2 separate regions of the Homo sapiens genome follow, and region 2 is linked to region 1. Evidence: chromatin loops called from intact Hi-C (ENCODE). Cell type or tissue: B cell. All regions are shown on one strand. Each heading gives the region's core, and the rest is flanking DNA. Links, peaks and the distances in the headings are about the cores only.

Region 1 (8,395 bases), core at 2,660-5,159:
CTGGAGTGCAGTGGTATGATCTTGGCTCACTGCAACCTCTACCTCCTGGGTTCAAGCAATTCTCCTGCCTCAGCTTCCCGAGTAGCTGGGACTACAGGCTCCTGCCACCACACTCAGCTAATTTTTGTATATTTAGTAGAGGCGGGGTTTCACCATGTTGGCCAGGCTGATCTCAAACTCCCGACCTCAAATTATCCACCCACCTCGGCCTCCCAAAGTGTTGGGATTACAGGCGGGACCCACCGTGCCTGGCCTAATTTTTTTTTTTTTTTTTTGCCAGTCTTAACTCTGTCACACAGGCTGGAATGCAGTGGTGTGGTCATAGCTCACTGCAGTCTCCACCTCCCAGGCTCAAGTGATCCTCCCGCCTCAGCCTCCGAAGTAGCCGGGACTACAGGCATGAGGCACCATGCCTAGCTAATTTTTGTAACGATGGGGTCTTGCCATGTTGCCCAGGGTGGTCTTGAACTTCTGGCCTCAGGCGATCTGCCCCCCTCAGCCTCCGAAAGTGCTAGGATTACAAGCACGGGCCACTGCACCCAGCCACTGACGGGACTTTGGATTCATGGTTTGGTTCCAGAGGTAGCAGGACCTAACTCTCCCTGGCTGGCTGGGGCGGGTAGGGGAAAGAGATGGTTTCAATATCTTGAACCACCCTGAACTTTGGACCTCCTGAAGTTCAAGGACCTGGAGATTGTTGTTCTGGATCACGATTTAGGAGGGGGCGGAGGCGGGGGTGGGGTGGACGTGGCAGAAGTTAACTAGGTCTCAACCAGCAGGGGCGTGTCCTCACCTCAGGGAAATGGCAAGTGTGACTGGATGGAAACCAGAAACCAACCGGTTATAGATTCAAGTCTCATCCTTTTTACAATTGTATGACATTGGACAAGTAATTGAGCCTTTTTGAGCCTTTCTGACTCTTTATTTTCTTTTGAGACGGAGTCTTGCTCTGTCGCCCAGATTGGAGTGCCAGGGTGGGATCAGGGCTCACTGCAACCTCCACCTCCTGGGTTCAAGCAATTCTCCTGTCTCAGCCTCCTGAGTAAGCTGGGATTACAGGTGCTCACCACCATGTCCAGCCAATTTTTGTATTTTTAATAGAGATGGGGTTTCACTATGTTGGCCAGGCTGATCTTGAACTCCTGACCGCAAGTGACCCACCTGCCTCGGCCTCCCAAAGTGCTGGGATTACAGGCATGAGCCACTGTGCCCGGCCTGACTCTTACACTTTTCTGATCAGAAACTTTCTCCCTTGGATCCTTTGAGGCCAGGAGTTTGAGACCAGGTTGGGCAACATAGCAAAACCCTGTCTCTTTTTTTTTTTTTGAGACGGAGTTTCACTCTTGTTGCCCAGGCTGGAGTGCAATGGTGTGATCTCGGCTCACCGCAACCTCCGCCTCCCGGGTTCAAGCAATCCTCCTGTCTCAGCCTCCCGAGTAGCTGGGATTACAGGCATGCACCACCACGCCTGGCTAATTTTGTATTTTTTAGTAGAGATGGGGTTTCTCCATGTTGGTCAGGCTGGTCTCAAACTCCCGACCACAGGTGATCCATCTGCCTTGGCCTCCCAAAGTGCTGGGATTACAGCTGTGAGCCACCACGCCCGGCTTTTTTTTTTTTTTTTGAGCCAGAGTTTTGCTATTGTCACACAGGCTGGAGTACAATGGCGTGATCTTGGATCACTGTAACCTCTGCCTCCCTGGTTCAAGCAATTCTCCTGCCTCAGTCCCGCTGAGTAACTGGGATTACACATGCCCACCACCACCCCCGGCTAATTTTTGTGTTTTTAGTAGAGATGTTGGGCGGGGTGGGGGGGGGGGGGTCTCACCACATTGGCCAGGCTGGTCTCGAACTCCTGACCTCAGATTATCCACGCGCCTTGGCCTCCCAAAGTGTTGGGATTACAGGCATGAGCCGCCGTGCCTGGCCAAAACCCTGTCTCTTAAACAAACAAAAAAGGTTAGGTGCGGTGGCTCACGCCTGTAATCCCAGCACTTTTGGAGGCCAAGGCGGGCGGATCACTTGAGGTCAGGAGTTTGAGACCAGCCTGGCCAATGTGATGAGACCCCATCTCTACTAAAAACACAAAAATTAGTGAGGCATGGTGGCGGGCACCTGTAGTCCCAGCTACTCGGGAGGCTGACACAAGAGAATTGCTTCAACCCGGGAGGCGGAGGTTGCAGTGAGGTGAGATCATGCCACTGTACTCCAGCTTGGGCGACAGAGCAAGACTGTATCTCAAAAAATAAATAAATAAAAAGTAAAAAATAAAAATTAGTTGGGTGCAGCGGCACCCACCTGTAGTCCTAGCTACTAAGTAGGCTCAGGTGGGAGAATTGCTTGAAATCTGGACTTTAAGGCCAGCCTGGGCAACATAGTGAGATCCATCTCTATTTTATTTATTTATTTATTTGAGAGAGGGTCTGGCTCTGTCACCCAGGCTGGAGCGCAGTGGTGTGTTCATAGCTCACTGCAGCCTCGACCTCCTGGGCTCAAGAGATCCTCCCATCCCAACCTCCCAAGTAGCTGGGACCACAGGAGTGTGGCAGGCTGGGCATGGTGGCTCACACCTATAATCCCAGCACTTTGGGAGGCCAAGGCAGGTGGATCATTTGAGGCCAGGAGTTTAAGACCAGCCTGACCAACATGGAGAAAGCCCGTCTCTATTAAAAATACAAAATTAGCCAGGCGTGGTGGCACATGCCTGTAATCTCAGCTACCCAGAAGGCTGAGGCAGGAGAATCGCTTGAACCCAGGAGGCGGAGGTTGCAGTGAGCCGAGATCACACCATTGCACAGAGCGAAACCTCGTCTCAAAAAAAGAAAAAAAGAAGTGAGGTCTCACTATGTTGCCCAGCCTTGTCTCAAACTCCTGGACTCAAGTGATCCTCCCGTCTTGGCCTCCCAAAGTGCTGGGATTTAAAAAAAAAAAGTAGCCAGGTGTGGTGGCACTCACCTGTGGTCGCAGCTACTTGGGAGGCTGAGGTGGGAGGTTCAATTGGAGGAGGTCGAGGGTGCAGTGAGCTATAATGGGACCACGGTACTCCAGCCTGGGAAACAAAGTGAGACACTGTCTCAACAACAACGACAGAAAACCAAACCAAAACAAAAAAGAAGAAAAAGAAAAAAGAGACTGCCTCTGTCTTTCCAGTTTTGGTTTCCTTCCTTCCTTCCTTCCTTCCTTTTTCTCTTTCTTCTTTTTTTTTTTTTGAGACAGTGTCTCGCTCTGTTGCCCAGGCTGGAGTGCAGTGGTGCGATCTTGGCTCACTGCAATCTCTGCCTCCCGGGTTCAGAACAGCAATTTTCCTGCTTCAGCCTTCCGAGTAGCTAGGACTACAGACATGCGCCACCATGCCTGGCTAATTTTTGTATTTTTAGTAGAGATGGGGTTTCACCATGTTGGCCAGGCTGGTCTCAAGCCCCTGACCTCAAATGATCCATCTGCCTTGGCCTCCCAAAATGCTGGGATTACAGGCGTGAGCCACTGTGCCTGGCCTGCCACTTTCTCTACCTCTCCTAAGCAGCCACTCCCCTCACACAAGAGAATTGCTTCAACCCGGGAGGCGGAGGTTGCAGTGAGGTGAGATTGTGCCGCTGTACTCCAGCCTGGGCGACAGAGCAAGACTGTATCTCAAAAAAATAATAATAATAATAATAAATAAAAATTAAAAATTAGTTGGGCGCTGTGAAACCCACCTATAGTGGCCCACTGCGCCTGGCCATCCAGTTAGAATTAAGAGTGGTCTCTCCGGGCGTGGTGGCTCACGCCTGTAATCCCAGCACTTTGGGAGGCTGAGGTGGGAGGATCACCTGCGGTCGGGAGTTTGAGACCAGCCTAACCAACATGGTGAAACCCCATCTCTACAAAATATACAAAATTAGGCGGGCATGGTGGCGCATGCCTGTAATCCCAGCTACTTGGGAGGCTGAGGCAGGAGAATCGCTTGAATCTGGGAGGCGGAGGTTGCGGTGAGCCGAAATCGCACCACTGCACTCCTGCCTGGGCAACAAGAGCAAAACTCCATCTCAAAAAAAAAAAAAAAAAAAAAAAGTGGTCTAATCTTTGGCTGTTTTCCATCTGGCCTCCAGGTGGCGCTGTCGACTGACTCCTTGGCTTGTTCAGGCTGTGCAACCTCAGGTAAACCAAGGCCCCCGGGAGCCTGGAGCTTGGGACACTACCTTGAGCAAGGCCCTGGACCTAATTTTGTGGAGTTCCAAATCTAATTTGATTGTCCAATTGATTTACTTTTTTTTGTTTGTTTGTTTTGAGACAGGGTCTCACTCTGTCGCATAGGCTGGAGTGCAGTGGTGGTGCGATCTCTGCTCACTGCAACTTCTGCCTTCCTGGTTCAAGGAATTCTTATGCCTCAGCGTCCTGAGTAGCTGGGGTTACAGGCATGCACCACCACGTCTGGCTAACTTTTGTATTTTTCGTAGAGACAGGGTTTCACCATGTTGGCCAGGCTGGTCCCGAACTCCTGACCTCAAGTGATCCACCTGCCTCGGGCTCCCAAAGTGCTGGGATTATAGGTGTGAATCACGGCTCCCGGATTTTTTTCAAAAATTTCAAAATTTATTATTTGTTTGAGACACAGTCTCACTCTGTTGCCCAGGCTGGAGTGCAATGGGGTGGTCTCGGCTCACTGCAACCTCCGACCCATGGGGTGAAGGGGTTCTCAAGCCTCTCAGGCTCCTGAGTAGCTGGGATTACAGGTGTGAGCCACTGCACCCGGCCGAAGTTCTAGATTCTTTTTGTTTGTTTGTTTTGAGACGAAGTCTTGCTCTGTCGAGATCTCGGTTCATTTCAACCTCCACCTCCCAGGTTCAAGCAATCCTGCTGCCTCAGCCTCCTGAGTAGCTCTGACTACAGGCACGCACCACCACGCCCAGTTTGTATTTTTAGTAGAGACAGGGTTTCACCATGTTGGCCAGGATGGTCTCGATCTCTTTCTTTTTGTTTTTTGAGACGGTATCTCGCTCTGTGGCTCACTGCAACCTCTGCCCAGGTTGAAGCAATTCTCCCAGTAGCTCAATTACTACAATGGTGGGGATTACAGGAACCCACCATTATGCCCGGCTAATTTTTGTATTTTTATAGAGACTGCGTTTCACCATTTTGGCCAGGCTGGTAGTGAACTCCTGACACCTCAAGTGATCTGCCCGCCTCGGCCTCCCAAAGCGGTGGGATTACAGGTGTGAGCCACCGCTCCCAGCCTCGAGTTCTAGATTTGTTAATCAGTTACAGTTTTCTCACCTTTGGCTGTTTGCCAGCTGGCCTCCAGGTGACGCTGTCGACCTGCCTCCTCCTCCACTTGTACAGACTGCCACCTCAGGTCAACCAAGGGCCTCCAGGCCGTCCCTGGAGCCTGGAGCTCGGGACACCCCATTGAACAAGGCCCGGGACTTAATCTTGTGCAGTTTTGAATCTAATTTGATTGTCCAATTGATTGATTATTATACTGTGGTCTTTGATTGGACAAGGCGGTCCTTGAGACTCAGGAAACACATTTTGGAGAAGAAGGTGCCTGGGCACCCTTAGAACATTTTTCCAAGCTGGGCATTGTGGCATGTGCCTGTAGTCCCGGCTACTTGGGAGTCTGAGGCAGGAGGATCCCTTGAGTCTACAAGTTTCAGGCCAGCCTGGGTAATATAACAATACCCTGACTTAAAAAAAAAAAAGTGCTTGATGTAATCCCATTTGTTGATTTTTCCTTTTGTTGCCTGTGCTTTTGGGGCCTTGCACAAAAAATCTTTGCCCAGACCAACATCTGAGCATTTTCCCAATGTTTTCTTATTTTCCTTCTTTCTTTCTTTTTTCTTTTTTTTTTTGAAACAGAGTCTTGCTTTGTTGCCAGGCTGGAGTGCAGTGGCGCGATATCGGCTCACTGCAGCCTCTGCCTCTCGGGTTCAAGCAATTCCACTGTCTCAGCCTCCAGAGTAGCTGGGACTACAGGCGTGCGCCACCACGCCAGGCTAATTTTTTTGTATTTTAGTAGAGATGGGGTTTTACCATGTTGGCCAGGATGGTCTCGAACTCCTGACCTCGTGATCCGCCCGCCTTGGCCTCCCAAAGTGCTGGGATTACAGGTGTGAGCCACCTCGCCCAGGCTTCTTTTTTGTTTGTTTGTTTCTTTTGTTTTTTTTTGAGGCAGAGTCTCACTCTGTCATGCAGGCTGGAGTGCAATGGCACAATCTCAGCACACTGCAGCCTCTGCCTCCCCGGCTCAAGTGATTCTCCTGCCTCAGCCTCCTCAGTAGCTGGAATTACAGGCACCCACTACTGTGCCTGGCTAATTTTTGTGTTCTTAGTAGAAATGTGGTTTTGCCATGTTGGCTAGGCTGGTTTTTTTTTTTTTTTTTGAGACAGAGTCTTGCTCTGTCACCCAGGCTGGAGTGCAGTGGCGCGATCTCGGCTCACTGCAAGCTCTGCCTCCCGGATTCACGCCATTCTCCTGCCTCAGCCTCCCGAGTAGCTGGGACTACAGGCGCCCGCACCATGCCTGGCTAATTTTTTTTTTTTTTGTATTTTTAGTAGAGATGGGGTTTCACCGTGTTAGCCAGGATGGTCTTGATCTCCTGACCTCGTGATCAGCCCGCCTCGGCCTCCTTTCAAAGTGCTGGGATTACAGGCTTGAGCCACCACACCCAGCCCAGGTTGGTATTGAACTTCTGACCTCAGGTGATCCTCCCACCTCGGCCTCCCAAAGTGCTGGGTTACAGGTTTGAGCCACTGCGCCCGGCCTCTTTGGTTTTTTGTTTTTTTGTTTGTATTTTTGCGACAGGGTCTCTCTCTGTCATCCAGGCTGGAGTGCAGTGGTGCAATCTGGGCTCACTGCAACCTCTGCCTAACAGGCTCAAGTGATTCTTGTGCCTCAGCCTCCCGAGTAACTAGGACTACAGGCACGAGCCACCACACCCAGCTAATTTTTGTATTTTTGTAGATGTGGGGTTTCACCATGTTGCCTAGGCTAGTCTCAAACTGCTGGACTCAAATAGTCCGCCTGCCTCAACCTTCCAAAGTGCTGGGATTACAGGCATGAGCCGTCGCGCCCGGCCTCCAAAGTTTCCTTCTAGGAGTTTCATAGTTTCAAATCTTAGATTTAGGTTTGTAATCCATTTTGATTTGATTTTTGTGTGTGGTGAGAGATAGGGGCCTAGTTTCATTCTTCTGCACATAGCCAGCCAGTTTTCCGAGCACCATTTTATTGAAGAAACTGTCCTTTCCCCAGTATATATTCTTTTTTTTTTTTTTTGAGAGACAGTCTTACTCTATTGCCCAGGCTGGAGTTCAGTGGCACGGTCTCGGTGCAACCTCTGGCTCCCGGGTTCAAGTGATTCTCCTGCCTCAGCCTCCTGAGTAGCTGGGATTACAGGCGCCCACCACCACATCCGGCTAGTTTTTGTATTTTTAGTAGAGACTGGGTTTTACCATCTTGGCCAGGCTGGTCTTGAACTCTTGACCTCAGGTGATGCACCCACCTCAGCCTCCCAAAGTGCTGGGATTACTGACGTGAGCCATGGCACCCCACCTAAATATTTATATTTAAGATGACACATATCCCAAGTACACTTGATTTGATCTTTACAAATTATATGAATGTATTAAATTATCACATGTACCCCCAAAACTATGTACATCTATGATGCATCAATAAAAAAAAGTATTGAGTGTAGTGGCTCATGCTTGTAATTCCAACTACTCAAGAGGCTGAGGTGGAGGATCGTTTGAGGCCAGGAGTTGCAGACCATCCTGGGCAACATAGCAAGATGCAGTTTGCACAAAAAATTGCTGGATGTGGTAGTGTGCACCTGTAGTCCCAGATACTTGGGAGACTGAGGAGGGAGGATTGGTTGAGCCCAGGAGCTCCAGGCTGCAGTGAGCCATGATCGCGCCATTGCACTGCAGCTTTGATGACAGAGCAAGACCCTGTTCATATATATATATATATATATATATATATATATATATATATACACACATAAATGTCCAAATATATATATATCAGAGTGGGCAGGAGGGAGGTCGCCTTTTGCAGGGCTGCAGGGACAGGTATGAGAGAACCAAGAGTGGGTGAGAGGGGCTGGGCCTGATGTAAACGTGTGCAGGGCTCGTAGGGGCCTGGGGCTGGGGGAAGCTCACAGGGGGAGAGGTAGTAGGCGTGACGGGTGTGACAGGAGACCGCAGCGTGGGACCGGCCATCATTCCAGGCAGGGCAGGGGCGGCAGAGACAGGAGCCCAGATGGAACGTAGGCACCCTATATAGCGGACGTGGCTGTCATCACCGATTCAGGACGTGGGTGGGATGACATTGGTTTCCGTGTCTGTCCCCTCTGCAGTCTCTCCTCCGCGATGGCTGCCCCTGTCTGCTCATCCTCACCTGGCCTTCAGCAGGTGC
Region 2 (5,040 bases), core at 505-3,004, 390 kb after region 1:
TAAGGCATAGTTGTTCCCAGGATTGGAAACCCAAGGTACAGATAAATTCTAGATGGAAAAGTCACATTGAACAGAGAGGATAATTTGGCAGTGGGGGTGGTGGGGGATATTTGTTCATAAGCTGCTTGGGTTTCAAGGACCAGCATGGAGAATCTGATAGACCAAAAGAGATAGGGGAGCCCCATCTCTGGGGGGCCCTACCCAGACCTTCCATGGCTGCCAAAGCTGCTAATTCAAAGAACAAAAGAAGGGTCTCTCTGCACCAAAAGTCAGCCAGCTGCACTGAAAAAGAAGCTCCCTGGGACCAGACCTATTTTTTTTAAATATCAACTAGGCTAGAATTGGCCAGCCTGCCTCCCTTAAGAAAAGAAAGAAAGAGGCCGGGCGCAGTGGCTCACGCCTATAATCCCAGCACTTCGGGAGGCCGAGGCAGGTGGATGATTTGAGGTCATGAGTTTGAGACAAGCCTGGCCAACATGCTAAAGCCTCATCTCTACTAAAAATACAAAAATTAGCCAGGCATGGCAGCTAATCACAGTGGGTCCCTGTAATCCTAGCTACTTGGGAGGCTGAGGTGAGAATCACTTGAACCTGGGAGGCGGAGGTTGCAGTGAGCTGAGATCATGCCACTGCACTCCAGCCTGGACAACAGAGCAAGACTCCTGCTCAAAAAAATAAGTAAATAAAAAGAAGAAGAAGAGAAAGAGAGCTCTGATTTCTAAGTAGGTTCTTTTTTAAAGGTTAGGTTGCAGTTTAATTGTGATGTCTAAACAAAACAACCTGCTTTTCTTTCTTTTTTTTTTTTTTTTTCCAAGACAGGGTCTCACTCTGTCACCCAGGCTGGAGTGCAGTGGTGTGATCATCACTCACTGCAGCCTTGAACTCCTGGGCTCAAGCAATCCTCCCATCTCACCCTCCCGAGTAGCTGGGACTACAGTTGGGCACCACTACACCTGGCTAATTTTTTTTTTTTTTTTAATTACGTGAGCATTTTTCGTAGAGACGAGGTCTCCCTATGTTGCACAGGCTGACCTTGAATTCCGGGGCTCAATCGATCCTCCCACCTCAGCCTCCCAAAGTGCTGGGATTACAGGCGTGAGCCACCGTGCCCAGCCTCTTTTTTTTTTTTTTAACTGTGTAAACTGAGGCCTCAAAATGCTTAATGGCATACCCGCTACAGAAACAGAAAACTATTACCAAGTACTTACTATGTGGCTGCACTGTTCTAAATGCTTTCTATGTAATAATGCAGTGAACTTAATCTTTGTAAGAGCCCCAGAGATGGGTGCTATTGTTTTCCCCATTTGACAGAGAGGGAAACTGAGGCACCGAAAGGGAAAGGAACCCTCCTCCCCAGAATCAGTCAGCAAGTGGCAGAGTTGGGATTTGAACCCTGGCCGGGGCACTCAACCACACCCCAGATTGAAGCCAGGTAAGCCCCACACTTGACCTCAGGACCTGCTTGTAACCCATCAGACCTCAGGGAGCCCTGCAAAGCCCCGAGTCCGCCCCTGCCGCCCCAGTTGGTCTTTACCAAGCCCTTTGTGCATGAAAAAGCAATAGCCATATATGTAATGATTAGTTATCACATGATGGGAATTCAATTATTGATTTGGGGCTGACTTCCATTTCTCGGAACAGGCAGAAAGGAAGCGGCAGGGAGGTGGGTACTCCGGAGAGCGAGCTGAGCGCTCTGCTGCCCGGCGCCTGCCAGGCTGGGGAGCCATGGCGCCACCTGGTGGCCAGTCTTAGCAGCGGCGGGCGACAGTGGGTGAACGCAGGGGAGACCCGCGCAGGCTGCTTTTTGAGCACAGTGTGTGTCAGGCGCTGTTCCAGCTCAGGGGTCCAAAAACCTCTTCGATAAAGGACCTCAGATGAAATGCTTCCGGCTCTGAGGGCTAGACAGTCTCTGTCCCAGAGACAGCTCTGCCGTTGTAACACAAAAGGAGCCACAGACAACATCAGCACAAATAGAAAAGGCTGTGTTCCAATAAAACTTTATGGACACCAAATTTTGAACGGCATACAACTTTCACCTATCAAGAATTATCCTTCTTTTTATTATACGACAACAAAAATTAATGAACGGGTCGGGCGTGGTAGCTCACGCCTGTAATCCCAGCATTTTGGGAGGCCAAGGTAGGTGGATAACCTGAGGTCAGGAGTTCGAGACCAACCTGGCCAACATGGTAAATGAAACCCCGTCTCTACTAAAAAATACAAAAATTAGCTGGGCGTGGTGGCGCGCACCTGTAGTCCCAGCTACTCCGGAGGCTGAGGCAGGAGAATCGCTTGAACCCGGGAGGCTGAGGTTGCAGTGAGCCGAGATCTCGCCCCTGCACACCAGCCTGGGTGACACCAGACCGGCCCACGTGGAGCTCACAGAGCAAATATGGCAGCAACAAGGGAGAAAGCCGATGCGTAACACATATGAGCTGGTCGTGAGTGCTAGTGGGGAAAATTAAGCGGGGCAGGGAACCAACATAAGTAGGGGTTGCATTTTATTTTTTTTCAATTCTATTTATTTATTTAGAGATAGGATCTCTCTCTGTTGCCCAGGCTGGAGTGCAGTGGTGCAATCATAGCTCATTGCAACCTTCAACTCCCAGGCTCAAGCAGTCCTCCCACCTCAGCCTCCTGAGTAGCTGGGACTACAGGTACGCATCACCATGCCCAGCTAATTTTTGTAAAGATGGAATCTTGCCATGCTGTCCAGGATGGTCTCAAACTCCTGGGCTCACAGGATCCTCCTGCCTTGGCCTCCTGAGTAGCTAGGACTACAGGTCCCAGTACAGTCAACGAGGGAGGAAGCCCCATATGTAACACATAGGATCTGGTTATGAGTGCTAGTGGGGAAAATTAAGCGGGGCAGGGAATAAGCACGAGTAGGGCTGCATTTTATTTTATTTTTATCTTATTTATTTATTTATTTATTTATGAGACAGGGTCTCACTCTGTTGCCCAGGCTGGAGTGCGGTGGCACGATCATGGCTCACTGCAGCCTTGACCTCCCAGGATCAAAGGATCCTCCCACCTCAGCCTCCCAAGTAGCTGGGACCACAGGCGCACACCACCATGCCTGGCTAATATTTTTTTGTTTTTTGTGGAGATGCCTCACTATGTTGCCCAGGCTGGTCTCAAACTCTTGGCCTCAAGTGATCCTCCCGCCTTGGCCTCCCAAAGTGCTAGGATTATAGGCATGAGACACTGCACCCAGCCGGGGCTGCATTTTAAATAGGGTGATGATGAAAAGTTTGATGAGGAGGAAACCTTTAATCAAAGGCTGGAAGGAGGCAAGGAAGAAGCCGTGTGGGTGCCGAGGAGAAGAGCATTCCTAGCAGAAGGAACAGCCAGTGCAAAGGCCCTGAGGCTGGACCACCCTGGTGCATTGGAGGAACAGTGATAAGGTTAGTATGGCTGCAGCACAGTGCACGAGGGAGAGAGAGGAGGGAGGTGAGGGCAGGGAGGTGACAGGGGCAGGGCCTTATGGGTCTTGGTGAGGACTTTGGCTTTTGCTATGAGTCAGGTGGGAGCCATGGAGGGTTCTGAGCAGAGGAGGGATATAATCTGACTTGTGTTAAAATATGATCTCTCTGGGGGGCTGAGCATGGTTGCTAACACCTATGATCTCAATGCTTTGGGAGGCCGAGGCAGGAGGATCACTTGAGGCCAGGAGTTTGAGACCAGCCTGGGCAACATAGCAAGACCCTGCCTCTACAAAAAAATTTAAAAATTTTCCAGGAGTGGTGACACGCACCTACGGTCCTGGCTGCTCAGGTGACCGAGGTGGGAGGATCACTTGAGCCCAGGAGGTCAAGGCTGCAATCAGCCATCATTGCACCACTGCACTCCAGCCTGGGTGACAGAGTGAGACCCTGTCTCTAAAAATAAAATAAAAGTCTCACTTTGTGTGTCTCATTCTCTCAGCTCAGGCCTCGGGGACCAGGACAATTCAGGCCACCCATCCGATCCCTAGCTGGGAAAGTCACCCAGTCCTAGCTGGTGACCTGCAGTTTGGCTGAGCCTGGGTCCCCATATCCTATAAGTGGTCAGTTCTGGCCTGGAATTCAAGGTCACACCATCTCTCTCTTGGCTTGGCTCTCAAATGCCTCAGTAACCTGGAATTCACCTCTCCGGGTCTGTTCACCCATCTGCATAAGGGACAAAATAATAAGGGTACTACCGGTCATAACAAGTAATCATGGCCGGGCGTGGTGGCTCACTCCCATAATCCCAGCACTTTGGGAGGCTGAGGTGGGTGGATCACCTGAGGTCAGGAGTTCGAGACCAGCCTAGCCAACAGGGTGAAACCCCGTCTCTACTAAAAATACAAAAAAAAATTAGCTAGGCGTGGTGGTGCATGACTGTCATCCCAGCTATTTGGGAGGCTGAGGCAGGAGAATTGCTTGAACCTGGGAGGTCGAGGTTGCACTGAGCCGAGATCGCGCCACTGCACTCCAGCCTGGATGACAGAGTGAGACTCTGTCTCAAAAAAAAAAAAAAAAAAAAGTAATCATAATAAGATACTAAGTAACCACAATAACAATAGCAACAAGAGCTGCCCTAGCTGTTTCAGGAGATCGTTGCGTGCATTTGATAAGATGTGCTGCAACGAAACACTTTGGAAAACAATAACCTGCACCACAATCTATTTATAACAATGGTGATGAGGACTAATCGAGTCAATGCATGTAAAGGTCTTGGAGCCGTGCCCCACAGATAGTAAGTGCTCCATCAACACTGGGTTTTTGTTTGGTTTTTGAGACAGAGTCTCACTTTGTCGCCCACGCTGGAGTACAGTGGTGTGATCTCGGCCCACGGCAACCTCCCCTCCTGGGTTCAGGCGATTCTCCTGCCTCACCCTCCGGAGTAGCTGGGACTACAGGCACGCACCACCACACCCGGCTGATTTTTTTGTATTTTTAGTAGAGACGGGGTTTCACCATGTTGGCCAGGCTAGTCTCTAACTCTTGACCTCAAGCGATCCACCTGCCTTGGCCTCCCAAAGTGCTTGGATTACAGGCGTGAACCGCCATGCCC

Evidence for each region. A loop is a pair of places that touch in the nucleus more often than their neighbours do. Peaks named below come from ENCODE experiments on the same cell type or tissue, not always from the same donor. Only the 100,000 strongest peaks of a DNase experiment are listed, where the experiment ranks them.
Region 2: a loop joins it to region 1, with 24 times the contacts of the local background. A loop is called at or near these places in 5 of 110 quality-filtered maps.

The regions. Positions count from the first base shown.
Region 1 is chr19:13,190,603-13,198,997 of GRCh38, forward strand. No RefSeq gene overlaps it. Among named protein-coding and RNA genes, the nearest start is that of IER2, 44 kb to the left of the region's middle. RefSeq lists a cis regulatory region at 509-1,009. In B cell, for the core only: a CTCF peak has its summit at 4,115 (motif pointing right); a DNase peak (open chromatin) is centred at 4,119; H3K27ac peaks cover 281 bases.
Region 2 is chr19:13,587,680-13,592,719 of GRCh38, forward strand. No RefSeq gene overlaps it. Among named protein-coding and RNA genes, the nearest start is that of CACNA1A, 84 kb to the left of the region's middle. RefSeq lists silencers at 1,646-1,755, 1,665-1,894. In B cell, for the core only: CTCF peaks have their summits at 1,740 (motif pointing left) and 1,939; a DNase peak (open chromatin) is centred at 1,742; H3K27me3 peaks cover 499 bases.